Regions from separate parts of the Homo sapiens genome. Here regions 2 and 3 are each linked to region 1. Evidence: chromatin loops called from intact Hi-C (ENCODE). Cell type or tissue: mammary epithelial cell. All regions are shown on one strand.

Region 1 (8,000 bases):
AAAATGACATTTATTAAATTGCTGTTTCTTTTTTTTTCTTTTCTTTTTTTTTTTTGAGACAGTCTCACTCTGTCACCAGGCTGGAGTGCAGTGGCGTGATCTCCGCTCACTGCAACCTCCGCCACCCGGGTTCAAGTGATTCTCCTGCCTCAGCCTCCTGGGTAGCTGGGACTACAGGCATGCACCACCATGCCCAGCTAATTTTTGTATTTTCAGTAGAGACGGGGTTTCACCATGTTGGCCAGGATGGTCTCTATCTCTTGACCTCATGATCTGCCTGCCTCGGCCTCCCAAAGTGCTGGGATTACAGGCGTGAGCCATCGCGCCGGGCCGCGGTTTCATTTTTAATATTTTCATTGGTTAAATACACCATGACCCCTAGTAAAATATAGTATACACATTGAACTAATTAAAAGCTTCTGGGAAAATATTTTGGGAGACAAACTGCAATTAGCTAGCATTGTCTCTTCTTTGCCATCATCTTTTTTTTCAGGGATGTGGCAGAGAAATTTCCATCAAATGATCGATGACCATAAGTTGAGGTCATTAGAGATGGTAGGGAATCTGACAGGTATATTATGGCTAGGGCGTTAGGGAGATTTCTGAGTTGTCTGTATTAACTTTAAATGCATCAGGACGTCTGCTTATATAGATTTGATATAAAAAGCCTCTTGAAAACACACTATATCATTTGGAAATAAAAAATGAAGTTGTTGACCATAAGAAAAATTTCACATCGTGGTGGATGGTGAGCCATATTTCATTATGCTTTGCAATTTGGGGCATCATAAAAAGTTATAAGTGCTGCAATTGTTTCCCATCCTATAGAATAACAAAACTAAGTATGGGGGATAGAAGGGATCTTTGCAATTATCTAACCTAAAATGCTTATTTTTAAAAAAAGAAAATTAAGGGTCATAGGTAAGTGATTTTTCAAATTTGTATATATTTTTTAAATTTGAGAGGGGGCTATAATAGATCGAGCAAAGGCAATGAGTTAATTCTTTAAAAGTGTGGCACCTCTACATCATTTTAATCACGAAATTATGGCAAATTATGCCAGGGAACTATGTGTTTATAAAATAATTATTAAACAACTGAGGGCTTAGAGGGGATAAACCCTCAAAAATATGCACTTTTAGGTTGGAAAATTTTTATTCAGGGCTCATGTCTTCTATTATGCCATCATCTAGTTGGTGGTAGATGAAGAAAAGGCGGTAACGGAACAAATACACATGAAAACAATAAGTTTTTCTTCCCCAAATGCCAGCTCTCCTACACGTCTCAGGCTTTTTCATATGAGCCAAGTATAAAAGTTCCAGATTCACAAACCATTAGGCTTCTTAACTTGTGCCTGCATGTCCTGAGTCAAAAATAAACAGACAAGGCTTTCACAAAAGCAGGTGGTGGATTCTAAGACTTTTTCTCCTTCCCACTCTGCTTTGCTTCTGATCTCTCACAGCTCTTTTTGCTTCTTTACAATGCTCCTTGGCTTCTACACATTAAATGTTCTATTTTAAAATAACTTCTGTTATCTAAGCACTCCACCCAACCAATTAACATGGGTTTTTAAGAGAAGTTGAGTGGCAAAGAGTGGAGATTAGGAGAAAATAGTTTATAGCTTCAAGATGGACTGGGCCAATCCTAGCCCAAATTTGAAACCAATAGAGTTTGTTTTCAGCCCCAACACTTTCTTTGCAGCACTGGCTTTCATTTTTTCCTTCCTGTGTTTGCTTCATGATCCCTTGTTCAAAACCCTATGGCAAAGGCTCTAATGAGGTGATAACTGTCAGAAAAGTAAGTGCTTAATGAATATAACATGGAATAATTGCTGAATGAATAAATTCATACTAATGTATAAAAGACTAAAAAGTGGTGAGACACCAGTCCCCATCCACACCCACCCAGAACATGTATATTGGATGAAGAATAAAGCTTTAGGATTAATAAATAAATCATCAGTTGAGGAACTTCAGGCATCATTATGACATCAAGTTAGGAGAGAGGAATGTTCTGAGTCTCTCATGGCTCCTGGTGTGCTGGCATCTCCCCCGGCATGTGGTACCACAGTTCAGGACAAGTTTCTCCACCTATTTAAACCTACGTCCCCTACAAGATTCCTCCCATCAATCATGAAGTGTATTAAGCAGCTACTAACACTTTGTCAAGCTTTAATTTTTGCCATGTGTATGATGAAGACAAAGATATAAAGACTGTGTCTTTTGAAAGTGAATCTCTGCTCTAAGAGAAACTTTTGGCCTGTCTCTTACACAGAGACTCAGACTTGGGAGTTCCAATGAACTCCAAACTGGTGGGATTCAGGAAAGGAAGGAAGAAGGGATAGTCCTGAGGTGTCTGATCCAGATCTAGTTAGAATAAAAAAGATGTCTGGGATAAGAGTAGCTCTTCTGAACCTACTGCAACTGAACTCATGCTTCAGGCAGCTTCCAACAGAACTTTAAAGTAGGGGGAAGTGGGATTAGCCTTCTTGATATAATGGAACTACCGAAAGTCTGAATCCAACCAGGGACCCTCATTCCAAAACCAAAGACAGTATTATGTGTTTAAGAGAGTTCATGACTCTCTTGAACAAAACCCAACTCCTGGAGCTCCAGAGTAAAGAGCCCTACCCTATAGCCTGCAGCAGTAGGATATATTGGAAAAAGAAAGAGCTCTGTAGATCATTCCTTGAATCCAGTCATTTACTAGCTAGTAATCATGGGAGAGTCACTTTACCTCCCTTTGCTTTAATGTCCTCAGGTGTAAAATGTAGTTAAAATACTTGGTCGAAAAGATTGTTGCAAGGACACCAGAGTGAATGGAAGCAAGAGAGAACACAGAGTGATAATAGTCAGTGGTTTTGGCACAGAATTCAGATCCTTACTCTGAATCTCACTATGTGTCTTTGGGAAATATACTTAAATTTTATGTTCTTCACTTAAAAGAGGAGGTTCATACGACCTCATAAGGTTGATATGAGTATTAAGTGGGAATGCTTAAAGCAGAAATGTTTAAAATAGCTCCCTGCACATAGTAAGCATTCGATAAGAGCTAGTTTCTTCCCTTCTACCTTAGAATCACAGTTCTGATTGCTGGGCCTCCCAATGAAGTGGCTGAACTATTTCTACCGGGTAAGACAGCCCAAAGTTTGTCAAATGATCTTCTTTTGGGCCTGCAATAATAATAATATTAATAATAACCTAAGAAGCTGTCAGAATGTATCAACACATCATTATCTGGATGAAACAATGAGCTTAGTTTTACATTTATGCTTTTTCAGACTACTGACTGAAAAATAGGTGACTGAAATTTCCTATTTGTTTGTCTGAAACAGAGGTACAAGGCCTGAAAGAACCTATCCAAATATCAGCTCTGGTTTTCCTCTTCTCCTGCCAGCGGTGTTCTAAAACCATAGAGGTAAGTGCAGTGCTGAGAACAGAAGACTATGCTGAAAAAAATCAACAGTAACACTCTCTATTAGAGGTGCATAGAAATGAAGAAACCACTTCCTATATTTCAAGTACAACCTTGACACCAATAAGCCAGGCCTTGGGTACCACAGTGTGGCAAAGCTAGGTATTACAGAGAGAACACTGATCCCTTATAAAGTAGAAGGAAGAGCTGGACATTGGCTATAGTGGAGAATTTTGTTTGGGGAACTTTGCTAGAGAAAAGCCATGGATTCTATTTACTGAATTAAATGCCACTGACCTACATCTGGCTTTGTTCACCATCTCCTCTGAGACTAAGCCCCTCAAAAGAGGAAGTGAGTCATAGGAGAGTAAGAAAGGATAGGAACAGTTGGTATTTCAGTGGGAGAGAAACTTGCTATTTAAACTATTTGATTAAATAATTATGTTGCTCAGGTAATAGAACAATTAATATGTAGCCACAACCTATATTTTTAACATAATTTAACTATTTAACAAAACAATAGGTAAAATCTAGGGGGATATTATGCTAGAATAAATGCTTATTTGATATTTAATTGAAAAAACATTCAACTCTGTATGGGATGTTATTCTCTATTCAACTTATCCCAAAAGCTGTCATCTCAATTCTACTTAATGTGAAAATTATACAGCTGCTAAGAGTTTTAAAAATCATGTCTATTTCAGCCTAAGCAAAACATTACATAAATATCCAGAGTTACTTGACACAAAATAGGTGGTTACTCACATTTACCACAGAATTTGAAATAGGAGTCTGTGAAACTTTAAGATCTCCCCTACATCAGCTGATCCCTTATCCTCCACTCAGGCACACAATTTATTACATAAAATGTGCCATATATATTTAAACATTAAAGAATTATTTGATATTTAAGACACATGGAGATGTGATTAAAACAAGGCTTATTTTAACCTTGAATCTACTGCTTATATATCCTTAAATTGACATAGGAATTCATTTTTTCTTTCTCTATAAAAGACAGTTTTCATTGTTCTCTGTTTATAAAAGAAATACATACTTATTATAAAATTTTAATTGTTACACATGTGAAAGTCCCCTATCATACTAAACTCTAGAAAGATACTTTTGTGAATTTTTGACTATTTCTAACTTAAAATAAGTTTTTTTTCCTTTACAAAAATTGGGTCAAGTTGTGTGCAGTGTTTGAAATACGCATTTTTCTTTTTTCTTTCCCTTAGTCATCATTTCAACGTTTGTTTCATTGCTGTAATAATACTATATTACATAGTCTGAATATATCAGAGCTTATTTCTCCAGTTTGCTGTTGATGATTGAAGTAGAGAGTCAAAGGAATTTTGGTGTTTACCTTCCACAGTGCTAAAATGAGCAGCATTAACAGCAACAATCCGGCAAAAGCACTCAGCAGGATGACCCATAATGGCACTCTGCCCGGTAGCCCATCTTTGGATATTTGAATAGCAAGCTGAAAATTATTAAACAAGATTGTTAACATAATAAACACCTATTAGAACTCCTGGAACATTGAGTTCTTGCAGGCTACAATTCTCTACCAGTGCATTAATCTCGTTACTATATAATGAGAAAACATTAGATTTACATTAGAAAATGCTCTTCATCTAGTCTAAATCTCTAACTATGTCAAATTTATTATTACCAAAAGGTATTTATAATATTATCCTTCTGAAATTTATACATAAAGGGTTAAATGTCAATGGATTGGAATGCTCAAGGGGAGGAGTGAATTTCTGTTTAACTCAGGGAGAACCAAAGTATTATGTGTGTTAAAGATTAATTAGTACACTACTGTATTATCACAATAGCATTAGTTTAGATTGGAATGTCGCAGTTTGTTGTCATAAGAACCTGAGAAAGTCTCCTTATTTTATTTCTAGTGTGCATAATTTTTTGTTTATAAATTGAAAGTATAATGCATACATGTCAAGTGTATGGGTAAGTGAATGTTTGCATATGTATTCACTCCCAGTGTGCTCTTCATTATACCACAATGTTTCTTCTACTTGACTTATCACTGGGTCCACATGTATAAATCAGGTTTTAACTGAAGCAAAGCTGTAAAATGGACCGCTTTTAGTGTTCCAGCTACTCAAGCTCTCTCAGGGTGGCACTCAAACCTCAATGAAACCTATCTGCTCTGTGTCTCATCCCTGGGGGATTTGAAAAAAATTAATTTAGGGTAGATATCAATGGCTAGTAATAGTTCAAGCCCTGTATTTGCCTTTAACAGTAACACCTCAATTTCTTTACCTAGAGGGAAGATTAGGGTAGAAAAAGAAACTAACAGGGGAGAGATTTGTATATGCATGATACTAATCAAAACCTCTCAAATCACTCCAGGTAGGTGACAGAGCTGGCAAGAATGTAGACATATACAGCATCAGACCATTATGACAGTTTCTTAAAACAAAACAAAACAAAACACAGATGGGGTTTCACTATTTTGCCCAGGCTGATCTCAAACTCCTGGGCTAAAGTGATCCTTCCATCTCAGTCTCCCGAGTAGGCTGGGATGACAGACATGAGCCACTAAGCCCAGCAAGGCAGATTTTAAACATATGTAAAACAATTCCCTGAACTTACAGATATGGAAACCGGAATCTAGATAAGATCAGTGACTTTCCTCAGATCACACAATTACAAAATGATCACTTTTAGTAATTTTATCAATATAGATATAATTTTTCCTTTAGGATGAATGTAGAATAAATATTTCCAGGGGAATTTTTAACTAATATTTAGGGAAAATAAAACTCATTATAAAATTTTAACACATAAATTTAGGAATCATATGTACTTTTCCAACATAAACCATACTCAAATTTTTTAGGTTTTAGTGAAATGTTGGCTATTCTATGTAAGGAACAACTTTGCATTTTGCATTGCTTATGCTAAGCGCTCTTTATGACATAAGTAAACATTATATGCATGTATTTTCCTTTTTCTTGAAAAGCGTATACTTATCAGAAGTCATTGATATTGGAAAAATTTGAAATAAGCAATTTAAAAAGAACATCTGAAAGTTAGGGAGCTTCCAAATTGAATTTTATGATTCACATGGTGCTGTTATCCACATGGGATATTTAAAGTCTCCCATGAGAAGGGGGGAGATCATGCTGAAGTGCCTGCATGTGTAACAAGTACTTATTTTATTTTATTTTTTTAGAGATGGGGTCTTACTCCGTCACCTTGGCTTATTAATTTATAAAAAGGACAAGAGTTAAAAACTCAAACCTTTCTATTTTTACTGAGGACTCAAGTCTGAATTTGTATTAGGAAATACCATCACTTTTTTGTTTCAAATTTCTCAATGAAATTTGAAAGAAAACTTTAAAAAATGTACATGTTTTCCTGTACAGTATAAAGGCACTTTTTATAAAGAAGTTGTTTTTTGCGGCTGCTCTTCAGATATCAGCTGCATTTTATAATGTCAGCTTTTAAGGAGGAAAGTTACAACTGCATCATTTGTTATCAAAGTGAAAGTAAAAACATCCATTTACCGTGATAGTTATAAGTGATAAAGTCAAATGCGGCATGTGAATTGTAAATATCATGATTTTCCCAGTGTCTTACAAGGATGAATAAGACTAAAATCACATTTGAAGCTAATGAAGTATAATTTGAAGCAAATAGTGTCTGTCACTTACCGAGAGCAATACCAGTCACTGCTTAAGGGACTATCAACAATTATAAAACATTATGTCACAAAATTCAGAGTGAAATGCATAATGTTTTCAAAACTCATGTTGCACTTACCTCTCTTTTTTGATTGCTGCTACTTAAAACCAGAGATGCATTTTCACTCCGAAGTTCTCCCCTTATAGTAAGATTTAAGCTGGAAAAATATGACTGAAAAGCAAATAGGATTTGTTCTTAATATATGATGCTAATCAAAATGAGAGCTAGTCATGTTTGAGTAGGACATTTATAAAAGCTAAGATTTTTCTGAGAGATTAAAAATTCCAGTTTTGTTAACTTCCAAATGGAACTGGTAGTATCAAATAATAACCGTGCACTTGTCCTCCCTCATTTGCCACTGAAAATCCTTACTTAGATCCTCGTTATGGAATGAAAAAAAATTTTAAAAATATTTTGTATTGATTTATCATTAGAAAAAACAAACCTCAAACTCTGCCTACCTTTAATGTAGCAAGACATGAAACAACTACATTCTGGTGATGAAGTTTATCTAGGCACTTATTTAGGATTAAAAATGAAATTGATGATCTAGGGGGACAAGATGGCTAACTAGACACAGCCATCTCTCCCACTAAGAGATCCCAAATTATCAAGTAAATAATATAATTTGGGCAGATCTGATCTCTAGGGAGAAAACACCGCAAGTGTGTGGAGAGGCAACACAGATGCTGAGGCTGAAGAGGGAGAAGCTGGGAACCCTGCGTAGGGTACCTGAATGCTTGGGCTACTTCCTGGCCCTAAATGGCTCCTGGAGAAGGGGTGAGGGAGGGGACTGAGGGACAGCTCACTCTTGCCACAGACATCTGGGATCTAAGCTACAGAGTACCCAACATCTCCAATGGATGTGTGAG
Region 2 (8,000 bases), 120 kb before region 1:
CAAAAGTTTCCCTGGCAGTTCTTTCGCACCTTAAATTCTGAGAACTGTATTCTAAGAAAGTACTTAAATATCCTTTTAAAAAAGTGATTTCCTGAGTAAATTATCCTTTCAAATGCCATTATGTGGTTTCCAAGGTGGAAATATTCACATCATTTATAAAATAAATTTCCGGCTGGAAGTTTTCTCCTGAAAAGCATTTTTCTCACTTGGGAAATTTTCAAAATCCATGTTAAATACAGTAATTACAGCATACGATTAGAACAAATAATTGTTATCTCATAATCTACTATATTTCATCTATGTTAACTTAAATCTAATAGTAGAAACCACAATTGGAGTTATTTTTCAGTAGCTGAACAATAAATAAAATTTTTCCCTGATAGGAAAATATCAAAATAACATTTATTGCCAATGGAAAGTTCTCTCTGTTAAACATTTAAGAAAACACTGTATCTATGATTTCTTTAAGAATTGTATTTTTAGCCCTTTCATTGCAATTCTAAATGAAATTTGATGTTGCTGACTTATATAATAGATTGTGACCATAAATATTAGCATAAAGTAAATATGCTTCTTATTTATGGAATTACATAAGAAAGGCATTCATTGGAAGGGTGAGCATTTTCTAACTCATAAGCTTCCATTTTTGACTTTTACCACTCTCTCGTCTTTAGGAAGAAATAAAGTCAAAAGGGATGTTCCTGAGGCCTTACCTGTATATAAATGATGTGCTCGGGGCAACTCTGTGCTTGATTTACTACCATATTCTTCTGCAGGCACCTTTCATTGTTTTCTTTAAATAACCCCCTGGAGGTTACTCTGGATGAAAATCCATCTGCATCAAGTGTGATGTTATATACAATGGCTATGATAAAAAAAATCATAAAGAAATGTTATTTCAAATCAACTTATAGGAAAAAGCATCTTTGCTTTATTGTGTCTTCTTGGACAAAGTATCTCACATCAAGAAAATATGGAAATAGTCTTCATATTGGTGGCTTGTGAACCATAGCTAGCACCACAAAGCATTTGTCATTCTAGCTCTGATGTGACGTAGGTGACTGTGCATACAAAGAAATGTGATTCAGAGAAATGTGGCTGGGAGCAGTGGAAAGGAAACTAGACTTGCCGCCAGGAAACCTACTGTGATGAACCTGGGCAAATTGCTCACTCCCACAAGCACGGGTTTCATTACTCATAACACGGAGACACAGAATGGAAAGGAACAGTTGCTGAGCGCCTGCAACTGGACACATTCTCATGTATGCCATACAAGTTTTACAATGAATCTGGAAAGTGAATTTTATTATCTTATTTTTCAAATAATGTACTAGAATAAGTGATGTAAAATAATTCACCTAAGTTCACATGGCTAGTCAGAAGTAAAAGTTGGGTATTTTTGAAATAAGAGCTCATATTCTTTCTGCTTCCATCCAGTTGTAAGAATTAATTGTTATTGTGAAGATTAACTGAGATACTCTAAGGGAACATGGACAGTGCTTGACCTATTCTAGATGCTCACATAGGGAAATGCATGCAACACTGCAGCAATAAAGTCTCAGTCAGGCAGACTTGGTTTGAATCCTAATTCTGCTGTTTATGAGCTCTGTGACTTGGGGCAATTTACTTACCCTCTTTGAACCTCTGTTTCCTAATACCAACTCATGAAAAAAAATTATGTGATAATAACTGATGTCAGTAGCCGATGTCTAAACTATCAGAATTATTACCTTCAACTAAAGTCCACTGGCCGTGTGTCCAAAATTGAGAGAGAACACCTGGTGCCATTCACAGCATCAGCTGCCTTATTGCCTTATTTGGGGTTATTCTATCTTACTTTATTATTTTCAATATTTTAAAGGTTGTATATACTTCCCAAAACATGAATTCTACATGTTACCTTGAAAAAAATCTATCATATATGTTGTACAATTTTTCTTGCTCCAGTGACTTAACAATGCCAACAAAGATAGATAAAATATTAAAGAATTAAATAAACTAAAAATAAGTTGTGAAGATGATGTAAAGGAAAAACAATGGCAAGGAGGTGAGTGCAGTTAGGACAAAGTTAGTCCACATTATAATGCTTTTCCTTTTTTTTTCAAGCAGCTTTATAAAAATGATACATCGCTTCATGGGCTATGTTATTAATCTTAAAGTGAAGTGTGCACCTGATGCAATAAATGATAGAAACCATATGCTTTATAAATTCACTTTCCACAGTTGTGAAGATGGGATTCACGTCTTACATACTATTATTGCCAAGCAATGAAGTGACAAATGAGCTCACAATCATTTCACTTGGCTTGTCTTTGTGGACCTGAAGGCATCAGGAAAAAAGATTTAAAGGGAAAGATGCCCAATAGTAAGAAAGGCCAGAAACCCTCGGCAGCCTGTGGATGGGAAGGAAATTCTCTGAAAGTAGAATTTTTGAGTGTGCATCACCATAAGGGTTGAAGTATAGTCAAAAAGGGAAGATACATGAGACACCTCTATGCTTCGGGGCCAGAAGAGCTGACCAGTTTGCTGTTTCTGCCAAATAATATATTTCCCAAGTTAACCTATTAGGCAGACTAGCCACAATGTTTATGCAGCAACGGTTTTTGACTTAACTATCATGTGTGCTCAGTTAGATGTGCTACATGGCAGGTCAAGTGACATATGCTACTCAAAATTGGGTCAATCTTTGAACATCTGCATGGAAAACTTCCAAATGGATATGAAAAGTAGGAAAATATGGAAAGCATGTTAAGATTTGAATCTAATTTTGCTTTGTGTTCTCATCTTATTTGTATCTTGGTATGAATTATGGCAAATAACCTGCTTCTGTATTTTCAGCTTTAAGTTAATATGTTTGTCACTTAATTGAATTCCTATAGGAACTACAAGTTCTGAAGTTTAAAGCCAAATTCTGACGGAATGGGAATTGGGACCCATGAAGCAGCAGTTAATGAAAGAAGGTAGCTTTGAATCAAGTGTTAAATTGCAAGCTATGCATTGAGCATGGTGAGATAATTGGGGCAGAAGAGATGAAGGTGAGATAGTGTGCTTAGAAAAAGCTTTGAAGAGGAGGCAGGACCTCTGCCAGGCCTTGAAAGACAACTTGGCCAGCCCAAGAGAAAAGACAACAATTCCTGCTGATGCTTGCCCACAATGATTTCCTCATCCTTCCCCATCTGATGAGACATAATTCAGACTTTTACTCATTTCTCTGTATTATTTAGAACATTTAAAACACTGGGTAAAAGTTATATATTGCTTTTCATGTTTTCTTTCATTATTTCATGTTTATTAATTCCTCAACGACAGGAAAAATACTTGATACTTTTACTGAACCTGTCCTATATAGATCATGGCATAGCCAACATGATATAGTCATTTGAGTGGCAGTTCAGCATAATCTGTGTATGCTCAAGGTTTTAAGTAAGAGAAATGGAGGTAAGAGAAACTCAAAGGATGGAAGCAGGAGGGCCCTTGGTTATGTCATAGAGATTACAACTTTCTGCAGCAGAACCTTCTAGAGATGTGGAAGGAAGATCTAAACAAATCTTCCATGACTAGTGAACCATTCTCGGGCATCTCCAGTGTAAGGAAACTTAAGTGTCTATAACTAAAACCCTTATTTCTCTTGGCCTACAAACCAAAATATGTTATATTCAGGACTAAAACTCTGTAAGCCAACCAATTTCTATACAGATTATTTCAGATCTACGCACCCACTTGATTGTTTTGCTTAGTAGGTCTGAACTTTGCACTGAAGCAGAGTTTGAGAATTATCTGAGCATTCTTGTTGACCAAAGTGATTTTTTCTGGTGTGAATGAAGCTTCTATAGCTACATCAGCAATACTTTGTGACCTAAAAGACATAAAGAGTAACAGATGGATGGATGTTATTACTGAGCACACGTATTATATCCTTTATCATAGAGGACCCAGTACCAGCATTACTGAATTTTTCTCTCTACTCTCTATCAAAGCACTTTAGCAGTAGTATATATTTGAAAGCTCTAAGATGGCAGACAGAGATAATTTTTTTTTTAATTTGTGACTGCATCACTAACACAATACATGTTTAACATATTAGTTATTTATTATACTTTAGGTTCTGGGATATGTGTATTTACTCTTGATATGCTACTCTGAAATGATTTTAACTGATTTATTCAGTAAATATATTTTCTTGTTTTTTTAAAGTCTTAAGTATTATTCTTGAGTTTTATTTTTTCCACATAAAAGTTTCATTCTGCAATAAAAATAATGTACTTCATTCTTTAAAAGCACAAGTGAGATTTGTAAATAGTATCATTAAACTCAGAAATAAAAAATAATCAATGAATATTATTTTTCTGTTCTTCAAATATTTGTACATTTAAAGCACATTTTTTGACAGAGACAAATGAATGGAGATTCTTGATTGAATAAACAACTTCTTTCTGATTCTATTCCCTTGCCGGCCCAATATACTTATTTTTGACCTTGAATCACATGACCTTCACACTGTTCTCTCTGAATCTTCAACTCCTGTGGAGGTCAATGAGAGGTCAGCTAAACCTAAATAATGGCTTATTGTTTATGACTAATAATTTTAAAATATACCATTCAGTCACATAGAAGTTACACTTTACTTGTGTGGTCTGAATTTTCAGTATTTTTGAATGCACTCTCATGAGGTTTCCCTTCTGTATGCTGAGATAAGGCTATTTATAGGAAGATAACATTCAGAAATAGCCTGGATACCATTTCCAGAACTTTATGTTTTCTATGTACTGTTTTACTCACCATATGAGGAGAGAACTATATTTCTAATGGTAAGCAAATATATCTATTTTTCCTACTTGGAAAAACACATTTATTCCTTTGTGCAAACTATGATACATCGATTCCCTATAGTCTTATAGAATGCATGTGGCATTTCTATAATACCAGTACAGACATCTGTTCTGCTTTCTTAGCAGGTAATTTTTAGTTAGTTTGTGTCTGGCTCTTCCTGACTCACCAGAGTTGAACCACTTGTCCAAAGGCACCAATAGACACATCGGTGATGGAATCCCCATTTAAATCTCCATAGCCATCCAAGGACCTCCCAAAGTACTGGAGATGGCTCCTAAAGGCTCCATCGGATCCCAAGATTTTCTAAAAGAGCAGGTTTGACACGAAATTATAGTACACAACAGCTGAACCAGAAAATGGCAGCCTCTGAATTTCATTATTATATTTTCTATATAGTAATGTCCCAGATTGTGTTTATTCTCTACAAATTCTAAAGATTCATTTTTTAATCACATCTTATTATCTGATCTCTGCATCACTCTTACAGCCACATTTTCATCGAAGGGACAGCATAAATCTTTAATAAAAAATCATAAACCAGTGAAAAGATCAGTGGACTTGGAGCAAATTGATGCAAGTTCAGGTACAGGGTTAATTTCCTAGTTCTTTTCCTTCCAGTCTTACTCCAAAATTGGCTGCTCAGTGAGGCCTCATTAGTCACCCCTTCAACCACCTGATACTCCTATTGCTGAAATTTTATTTCCTATTTTAGTTTCATTTGCTTTTTTAAAAATTCCTTTATTACTATCTGGAATACTTTATCTTATCTACTTCTTTCTTTTTATTTGTCTCCTCCAATATAATATAAGGCACACAAAGATCAGAATTGTGTCTGTCCTGTTCTTATAGCATCCCCAGACTCTAGAACAGTGCTTGGGCACACAGTAGAGGCTCACTTTATATTTGCTGAGTGAAAGAATGAAGTTACAAAATAAGGCGGACGGATTGCATGGTTTACATGACGCTTTCTATGTCTAATATGATAAGACCCACAAATACATACATCACCATAACAGCTCATGGATTACCTGGGAATACTTTGTGCGGATAGTGCCCTGATGACCATTGTAAATGTATACAGCTCCAGAATTCTGATTTTCTAGTGGTGAACCAACAATCACATCATTAAAGCCATCCATGTTGATGTCTGAAAGAGCTGCAATTGCTGAACCAAATCGAGTGTTTTCAATGCCCTCGGGGCCTTCAAGAAATTGGTGCTGACCCAAAATGCCCTTGCAAAGGGGAAACAAAAGGATGATTAAAGCAAACCTTACAACTTGTATAATTAAAATTCAGAGCAGCTGGGTGTGGTGGCTCATGCCTGTAATCCCAAAGACTCCAGAGGCTGAGGCAGAAGGACTACTTGAAGCCAGGTATTTGAGACCTGCTTGAGCAATAGTGAGACCTTGTCTCTATAAAACATTTTTGTAAAAAGTTAGCCAGGAGTGGTGGCACACAGCTGTAGTCCTAGCTCTCAGGAGGCTGAAGTGGGAGGATTGCTTGAGCCTAGGAATTAGAGGCTGCAGTGAGCTATGATCACACCAGTGCACTACAGCCTGGGTGACAGAGCAAGTCCCCATCTATTTAAAAAAGTGAAAGAAATATGATAAAATAAAAAAGAAAATAAAATTCAGAGCAATCGATGACCAAACTAATTTTTTAATATTAAAAATGGATAGAATTTTAAACCTGAACTATTTATGATCAGAATTATAAATAAGAATTTCAGTAAGGTCATAAATATCTGCTCATAAACCAAGGTCAAAGGAGATAATTCTCTTTACTGTAGCTGAACAGCATCCATTTCTTGGTCTCATTTTCCTCTCAATAATACGATCTTCATCTATTTCCAACCTTTTGATTTAAAATTTTTCTGGTGAAAATTACTAATATCTTGAATGAAATTAAAGCAGACACAGAACAAAATAAAACACAATATCTTAATTTAGGCTTTCTGTAAAAATTACCAAATAGTGACATAATTATAGTGGTACAGGAAGTAGAAAATGAGATTGTTAATATCTCCATTATTAAAAACATTAAATAATTCTGTGCAAAGGAAAAGACGTTTCCTTGTAAAACACAGTTTTTTTCTTCAATTTTATGATCAAGTATGGAAATATTTCATGACTTCACAAGAAAGCAATGTTTCTCAACCATGAAACTGGGTCAGTGTTCTTTCTCCTCTAATATAATCTTATACAAATTTTTACTGCGTTTGACACGGTATTAAAAGATCTGTTCATTTTCAACAATTAATGATAATTCAGTATATCTCACAAGTAAGAAATATTTAAAGAAGGGGGGATTTGTCAGTTTTTCAACAAGTAACTAGGTCCAGCCTTTGTTGATACTCAATTACACATTCTTTATATGTATAATTGCTTTAGAATTGTTTTAATTAATTACTTCTGTTAAAAGATTAATTTTTACATAAATATCAATAAATCAGGTGGTACAAAATATCACAATACTTAAACATAGTATTTACTATTTTAACATCAGCTTCTCCTTTTCTTATATACTAAGGAGCATATAATTTTCTATGTCAATCTGTGCCTTTAATTTGGTTTTCTTTTTTTATTTCATGGAGTTCACTACACTTATATACATGGATTTAGAGAGTTCAGTCCACAAATTGGAAAAATTATGCTTTGCCATGTTAATGTATGGTGTTTTTTTGTGGAAGGACTTGAAACTTCAAGAGTTGGATACATGCCTAAATGTTACACTAAGCAATGACACTTCCTGACAAACTAATGTAGGAAGCATCTGAGATCACAAGGAATTTACAAAGTGCTTGGTAAAACTTCTGTTTTTCACTGTCAACTGATAACAAGAAAGCATTGCCCTGTTATTGTTGTCTTTATCGCAAAAAATTACATGTGATACTAGAGAAATACACAAATGTTTGTGTGTGTGCATATTTCAATAAACGATGTGCACTTATAATGGCTTTATTTGCATAAGAGACTATATATTCAAAGACCTCTCATGGAAAATGGCAGTACACTATACATTCAACTCTAGTTTTTCCTGTTAATGTGATTTTTAAAATCATAACTTAATGGGGACATCCTCAAAAATGATGAAATGTAAACCATACTATCTGTGCAAATTATCATTCAATAATAATAAATTTTTCTTTCCAAATGCAAGTTAAATTACCA
Region 3 (8,000 bases), 87 kb before region 1:
AGATTATCTAATTTCATCTGCAGAAGAAGCCAGAAATTATTATTATTATTTTTGAGATGGTCTCGTCTTTTGTCACTCAGGCTGGAGTGCAGTGGCATGATCTTGGCTCACTGTAACCTCCACTTCCTGGGTTCAAGTAATTCTCCTGCCTCAGCCTCCTGAATAGCTGGGATTATAGACATGTACCACTATGCCCAGCTATCTTTTGCACTTTTTTAATAGAGATGGCATTTCATCATGTTGGCCAGGCTGGTCTGGAACTCCTGACTTCAAGTGATCCACCCTCCTTGGCCTCCTAAAACACTGGGATTACTGGTGTGAGCCACTGTGCCTGGCCACCGGGGATGATCTTATCCCCATTTTACACTTCATTTTACAGATGGAATCACTGAGACACAGATTGATGAGTGACTTGCTCATGTTCCCATGGCTAGTGAAAACCAAGTGCGGAAGCCCAGGTTCTTAACGCTTAGGCTAGTGTCCTTCCTCTTAGCTGCAGGAAGTCCTGGCAGAGGGCCCAGATTGGGAAAATGATCTTAGCAGATGAGGTGGGTTCTAGAACTAGCATGGATTAGAAACCAGACACAGGGAGTCAGGCCACACTTATGTGAAGGGGTGTGTGGCTGTGTGATATATGAAGGGGCTGCAGACTGGACACGAAGCACAGCTGTCCTGGGAGGGTACATCCATACTGTGGGGCCTAGGCTACACTGTTCTCAATGGCAGGTAGGAACAAGGCATGTTCAGACAACACCAAATACAAACCCAATGACAGGTAGGAACAGGGTATGTTCAGACAATACCAAATGCAAATACCAAATTCAGGTGATTCTATTATGCACATTTCCAACCATCCTCACCACAGCCCGAGAGAGGCTTGCTGAGAAACAACAGAGAAGTGTGTCTGATCTAAAATTTAACTGTTTTTTTTTTTTTTTATCAGAGCCTCTGGTAGCAAAGCTGCAACAACTAGCTATTTTCTTCCTGAGAAGACTGTTTGGTTTTTTTCTCTCAACTAAGCACTCCCTGGACACTCTCCCTGTCACCTCCTACCACCTTTTCTAAGAATTCAGGATTTGATAACCTTGCAGCACAGGAGGGGTCATAACATCATGACCACCTCTGTGAAAACTGCAGCTCTTCTAATTTAATCAGAAAGAAGAGAAAAGTAAGCATCTGTGCAGTTGTGTGGCACTTAACAAGAAGGATGTGGAAGCACTTGAAATTCCCTAAAAGATACATGCAAATACATCTCTGACAGTATTATGCTATCTTAAACTCTTAACACAAGGCAATAGAAAATAGTGGAAAACCAGACCACTTTGGTAACTCTTGAAGAACAAGGGTTTCCTCATCATATATGACTCATTTCTTAAATATTGTGAACCACATTAATAAGTAGGCTACAGGTCATGTTGGTGACTACAGAGAAGTCACTGACCTTTGCTTACCTTCTTTATTAGAAACATTTCCAGCAGACTCTCCTCCTCATTCACACCCTAAGGCCTCGGTGAAATCCTAGTTCCTGACAACTCACCCTCATAAGAAGAGGCTAGGACATCACCAAGAGGCTATTCCAAGAAAATTGTGGCATTCTTAAATTAATCAGACAGGAAGATGAGGGAGGCTGTTATATTTCTCTATGAAATTTTACGTGCAGGAAGAGACACACCAAGAGAAACTGTTACCAAGGTGGGAAATTGGATATGTTGGTGAGTATACCTGTTGAAGTATGGCGAAACCTCTTTGAAGTAATGGATTTAATTTAATCCCAACCAGACAAAAGAGTTGCATGAACAGGCATGTGTGCTGATTCTCAAAACAAAACAAAATCCCAAGATATAAACTTTTCTTTTCCTCCAGTGAAACTGGGAATTCTTCCAAGACTACTTTAAATAACACTTACTGTTCAATTATCTTGTGGGAAAATAGTGATTATGTAGACTTTCAAAACACAGCCAATTTGCCTACCTCCAGTGGAATTCAAAATACTTTGTTTAGTTAGCAAGCAGTATTTATGGTGGTGTAGGTAGGACAGTTTTAAACCCACAATCTAGGGGCTGTTATAAATATCTTCCTTTGGTCTGTGAGTCTGTAAATTCTCCAAGTGTTTTCTTCAATACTAGAGATTTTACCAGAGATTACTGACAGAGATGTACTTAAAATAGTAGGGCAAAACATTTTGTTTTATTCAATTTTATAACAAATGTTTATTGGGCTCTTGGGGACTGAAATGGTACACAACCCCAGGGGACACCATTCCTTGAATGGTGTGTCCAGGCCTTGTGCAGTATACAATCTGTGAGTCTATACGTGGTGGCCAGACCTATTATGTACCAGACCTCATTCTAGGTACTGAGGATATACTAGTGAATAAATCAGTAAAAAAGTTTCTAGCCTGAGGAGCTTACATTCTAGTGGGAGAAAATAGACAGTAAATGTAATAAGTAAGTAAACCATATAGTGGTAGTGATCAGTGCTTTGGGAGAAAAATAAGCAGGCTGGAGTTAGGAGTGTGGGGTGGAGAGCAGTATAATCTTCATCGGAATGGTCAGGGAAGGCCTCACTGAGAAGGTAATATTTAAGTAAAAACTTGAAGAAGGTTAAAGAGTAAACCTTAAGACTCTAGTGGCAGAATAGTCTAGGCTGCGGGAACAGCAAATGCAAAAGCCCTGTGGCTGGAACAGAATGAGTGAGGGGGATAGTGGAAGGAGATGGTAGTCCTACTGGTAATGATAGATCATGTAGTGACTTGTACGTAATGATTAATAGAAGGCCTCAGCTTTCCAGCTGAGGGAAATGAGAATGCCATTGGAGGGTTTTGAGTACAGCATGATGTGATCTGACATATTGTAGAAGAATTTTGAAGGCCACACTGTTGGGAATCATTGTATTGAAGCACAGGTGAGTCATGTAAAGTACTTAGAAGACAACTGCAATCATCCAGGCAACAGATGATGGAGTGCTCATACAGGGCTGGCAGAAGGGAAAGTGGTAAGAGGTGGTCTTGTTTTAGATAGAGTGTGATGGTAGGGGCAGCAGGACTTCTTGAGGAGTTGGTCTTTCAATGAATGAATGAATGAATGAATGAATGAATGAATACGAGTCAAAGACAGCCTAAAGGTGTTTGGCTGAGAAGCTAAAAGAAACTAGTCACTACCATCAGATTAAAGGGGATGCTGTCAGTAGAGCAAGATTTTGCGATAGGGGGAGCTCAAGAGTTCACTGTGAGATATTTTAAGTTTGAGAGGTCTATGAGCCATCCAAGGGGATATTTTACTTTGGATTAGAAACTTATTGTATCTACATGCACGTAAAAATTTTCCAAGTCTATAGTATATAAATATAAATATTGTTTCTTATATTGTTTAGTTCCAGGCCACGGACAACACAAGGTGCTTGGTGAGCTCTAAATGGTACCTGCTTTCTGCTGGTAAACATAAAATGAATTTGTGATGGAAAGAATTCACCCGTGAAGGCTGCCCGTCTCTGGGAAGAAGGAAGACAGGTAAAAAGAGTCATTTCATTTTTTAGGTTTTATTTGGAAATACTGCTATCATAAATTTAATAGTTAAATTCTTTGGCATATATTGAAAGGCAATTTTAGTATTTAGGCCTCATTATGCTGCCTCAGACTTCTTAGGCTTCCACATTGTCTCCTCAGTTAGCGGGATGGCTAGATCCTCAGCATCTTTCCGTTTCACGATAAAGAGTCCACTGACTTCACTATTGCTAAAACATCTTAAGCTTACTGTTCTGTCTCATAAAAATTCCAGAAATTGGCTTTGGCACTAGAAGAAATATAATCAATAAAAACTAATTATGTTACTTCCTCTCATCCGACATGCAGTTTTCTTGAATTTAAAATCAAAAGCTAAAATACTAACCCTAAAGCCTTGTGATGATACAAATTCCTGTTCTTGGCTATTGGAGGGAGAGAGGGGGATAATTTTAAGACCATCACATTTTGCAAATCAAAGCTCATGAGCTAGTACCTTTCAACTAGGTGCTTTGGCAGATGGTTGTTTCATCAATGATAAAAACTGGAATAGCAACATTTGTAAACTGCTTTATAGCTCATAAAGCATTTTTTATGTGCATTATCTCCTTTGATCCTTATAAACACTCTGTGAGGTCAAGTGTATAACTATTTATGTTTTCATTTAAAGAAACTGACTTCAAGGGTCTAAGTGAAAGCAAAACCTATATATCTGCACCCCTGCCCTTTTGCTCAAAATTGCTGGTTCTTTTTACCATATTAAGTTCCCTTAGAACTCTTCTAGAGAAGCACTGTTTGCTTTCCCATCATATGGGGCACAGCAAGTTAATAAATAGTTGCCACTTGTGCCACTTAGCATTCCCCAGATCCTTCTTTAGATGGAGTTAGATGGATGTAAATGTCTTAGACAACTAGATACTAGGAAGGTGTGTGTGTAAGTCCCAGTCACCTTTGTAAATGAACTTTATTCCAGAAACAGATATTCACACATTACCACAGAGGAAAGCTTAAAATTATAAGACTTGTTGGTGAGGCATGGAGGATTTTTATAGATCATTAAAGCACAGCAGACATTCTGGAGCAACATATCTCTCCCACGTGCAAGTCACAAACAATGGGTGTGTATGTATTCATGTGTTTGTAGGTGCACACACAAACTTGTATCCAGAGTGAAGGAACGAAGAAGCAAATCAGGAGATATTTAAAGTGTCCTTCCTACTATAGATTTTTTTTTTTTTTGAGTTGGAGTCTCACTGTTGCCCCGGCTGGAGTGCAGTGACGTGATCTTGGCTCACTGCAACCTCCGCCTCTTGGGGGGTTGTCATTGTTGAGATGAGACATGCCACTTTGGATACCTGTATTAATAGTGCTGAGGATGGCTTAATTGTACAGCAATAGCATAATAAGTATTTATAAAATTTTTAACAGTAAGTATTTAAAGTTAAAATAAAAGTGTAAGAATATATTACAGTTGGATTTCTAATGTCTTTATAGAATCAAACACTGGACTAAGTTATGAGTAAAAAATAAAATTGAATGGAAGAAGAAAAGGAATATTTATGTTATGAATTTAAAATAAAAGGAGGGCCAGGCTCGGTGGCTCACGCCTGTAATCCCAGCACTTTGGGAGGCTGAGATGGGATCACTTGAGGCCAGGAGTTCGAGATCAGCCTGGCCAACACGGTGAAACCTCGTGTCTACTAAAAATATAAAAAATTAGCCAGGCATGGTGGTGGGCGCTTGTAGTTTCAGCTACTTGGGAGGCTGAGGGAGGAGAATGGCATGAACCCAGGAGGCGGAGCTTGCAGTGAGCCGAGATTGCCCTACTGCACTCCATCCTGGGCAAAAGAGTGAGACTCCGTCTCAAAAAAAAAAAAAAAAATTAGCCTAGTATGGTGGCACATGCCTATAATTCCAGCTATTCAGGAGGCTGAGGCATGAGAATCACTTGAACCCAGGAGGCAGAGGTTGCAGTGAGCCAAAATTGAGCCACTGCATTCCAGCCTTGGTGACAGACTGAGACTCTGTCTCAAATTAATTAATTAATTAATTAATTTAATTAAATAAGATATAAGCAAACTCTGTGAATAAATGAAGTTGGCATGTTAAATGGCACTGCCAGGACAACCTAATGGTAAGAGACTTTTATCTTTGAAAGAGATATAAAGGATGATAATTGGCTAATATTTAAAAGGCTATATCATAAAAGACAAAGACATGATTATTTTGGAAAGAGGATTGGAATAGAATAGCATTCTTGGCCAAGAAGAAGAAATGGACTTCATGAAGCTAATCCAATATGCATGGAAGCTCATCCATGACAGATGAGAATTGGTTGAGGGGATAGGAAGAGGTAGGGAGGACCCAGTTTTTTTTTTGAGATGGAATCTCCCTCTGTTGCCAAGGCTAGACTGCAGTGGTATGATCTCAGCTCACTGCAACATCTGCCTCCCAGGTTCAAGTGATTCTCCTGCCTCAGCCTCCCAAGGAGCTGGGATTACAGGTGCCTGCCACCACGCCCTGCTAATTTTTTATGGTTTTGGTAGAGATGGGGTTTCACCATGTTAGCCAGACTGGTCTCGAACTCCTGACCTCAAGTGATCCGCCCGCCTTGGCCTCCCAAAGTGCTGGAATTACAGGCATGAGCCACCGAGCCCAGCCCTGAAGTGCTTTACTTTTATTCTCACACAAGGTGCTCATAACATTCCAGTTTGATAAGGATGGCATACTTTCTGCTCCAGAGAAGTTGTGTGACTTTCCCAAAGTCACCCAGGGAGTGGTGGGGAAGCTGAGGGTAAAACCCTTGTGCTCCGGCTCCTGAGTATATTCATACAAGAAATTCCTGTCTATGATAGGATGAAAAGATGGATGGTAACTATCATCTTTGCCCAGGAAACAGCTGATGGTAAAGCCAATGATGCTAACATTGGAAATTCTCTAACAGAATTTTTCATTCAAGATTCTGAAAGTTTCTCTTACTTCATAAAGTTTATGTTAAAATAAAATTTAAATATTATTTATAAATGCCAACTACATCCTGTCACTCTCCTTCTTGGATACTTACAAAAATATGTACGTTTGGAACATTTTGTCTCATTTTGCATTAGCTTCCCCTATCTTTATTAATTATCAGCTCTGTAATCTTAGGTTAATTACTTAACATTTCTGAGTCACACTCCTCTCATTTGTAAAGGGGGTAATAATTTTGCAAAGCTCCTAGAGTAATTATGGGTATTACATGTTTGGCAAGGAAAGAGTACTCAATAAATACCAGGTGGTGTTATTATCAAAGTATCACGTGACATAATCTTTGATGTCTGTTATAGAATTAAACTTTTTTTTTTATTTAAAGTTCTCCTATAGGCACATCTGTGGATGACAATGCTATATTCATAACACATGTAGAGCTTTATTAAAGTTTTTCTCAATTAAAAAGTTAAAACTATAAGCTCATATATAGGTGGATTTTTTTTATTTTTATTTTTTGCTATGACACTTGTTCTTTCTATTTCTCCTCTCTCTTTAAGGAAAAAGAATGCACTAGTCCTTGTTAGAATGAAAGACATTTCTACAACTGGAAATACCCTAATTCCCAGTCAGTCCTCATCACACAGAGAGATTGCAGTTCTCTCTGGTTTTTGAGTCACATAATGAGCTCAGATTGTTCTTGCAACAGGCCTTCAGATTAGACAAACAGAAAGAGTGCATATCACCACAAACTCCAGGAAATGATTTTAAACATATCTCAATCCTTTGTAGATTGTTTGTGATAAGAATTGCATCATCCACATTGGAACATCCTGTGTGTGAAGTGAGGGCTCTGAAGCGGGATGGCCCTCCGCCTACACCGAAAAGAGAACAGACCACAGCCTTACTTACAGCCAGAGGGCTGCCCAGGTACTCTACTTGGGAGGTCAGCTTGTTTTAAAATTATCCCGCTCACTTGAGACTGTTAAAAAGGCTCCAGAATTATCAAAGCCATGTCACCACTGTTTCTAGAGTTGAAGTTCATAGTGCAATGAAAGTCTCATAAATGAAACTAGCAAAAGAGTTAAGATTATTTTGTTAAAATCTGGTAGATCCTGATGTAAATATGCCCATAAATTCTTAGAAAACATGGCACACATGACAGAGCTAAAATTGTACTTTAAAAATAACAGAGTGTGATTTAAGAATACTCAGACTAGAGCCTTCAGTGAGTTGTCTGAGGGAAAGGAGTGAAGTCAGGACTTAGATAGAAAGATTACAAAGAAAGTCAAAGTAAGCAGAGGAAAAAGATACCAAAATGACAGCTTCAGAATAAGCAGTAAGGGAATAAAGAAAACAAAGTTGTGTGTGTGTGCATGTATTACATGATAAATCCATGGAAAAAGAACTCGCAATTTGCTAAAGGAATAATTCATGGTCATACCAATTTCTGTGTCCAAAACTAACTTGATTAGTATCAGAAGGAAAGTCAATGTTTAAACAGTCCTTCCCACATCTGCTACTTCCATAATGC

What was found. Hi-C counts contacts between places; a loop is a spot of excess contacts. Peaks named below come from ENCODE experiments on the same cell type or tissue, not always from the same donor. Only the 100,000 strongest peaks of a DNase experiment are listed, where the experiment ranks them.
Region 2: a loop joins it to region 1, with 8 times the contacts of the local background. A loop is called at or near these places in 6 of 110 quality-filtered maps.
Region 3: a loop joins it to region 1, with 4 times the contacts of the local background. A loop is called at or near these places in 13 of 110 quality-filtered maps.

The regions. Positions count from the first base shown.
Region 1 is chr5:52,944,242-52,952,241 of GRCh38, reverse strand. It overlaps ITGA1 (integrin subunit alpha 1), which reads right to left. Exons shown (of 29, transcript NM_181501.2): 27 at 7,207-7,299; 28 at 4,781-4,897. ITGA2-AS1 (ITGA2 antisense RNA 1) reads left to right here. Exons shown (of 4, transcript NR_186583.1): 3 at 3,335-3,417. Among named protein-coding and RNA genes, the nearest start is that of ITGA2, 41 kb to the left of the region's middle. In mammary epithelial cell, a CTCF peak has its summit at 3,563; DNase peaks (open chromatin) are centred at 1,351 and 3,571; H3K4me3 peaks cover 505 bases; H3K27ac peaks cover 3,894 bases.
Region 2 is chr5:53,062,974-53,070,973 of GRCh38, reverse strand. It overlaps ITGA2 (integrin subunit alpha 2), which reads right to left. Exons shown (of 30, transcript NM_002203.4): 14 at 5,859-6,062; 15 at 4,997-5,133; 16 at 3,717-3,856; 17 at 714-865. Among named protein-coding and RNA genes, the nearest start is that of MOCS2, 43 kb to the left of the region's middle. In mammary epithelial cell, no CTCF peak of the experiment used is centred here; no DNase peak of the experiment used is centred here.
Region 3 is chr5:53,031,146-53,039,145 of GRCh38, reverse strand. All of the region lies in intron 2 of ITGA2 (integrin subunit alpha 2), which reads right to left. LOC124900974 (a long non-coding RNA gene) reads left to right here and starts at 3,378. Exons shown (of 2, transcript XR_007058767.1): 1 at 3,378-3,508. In mammary epithelial cell, a CTCF peak has its summit at 3,208; DNase peaks (open chromatin) are centred at 755, 1,565, 2,835 and 7,185; H3K27ac peaks cover 6,858 bases.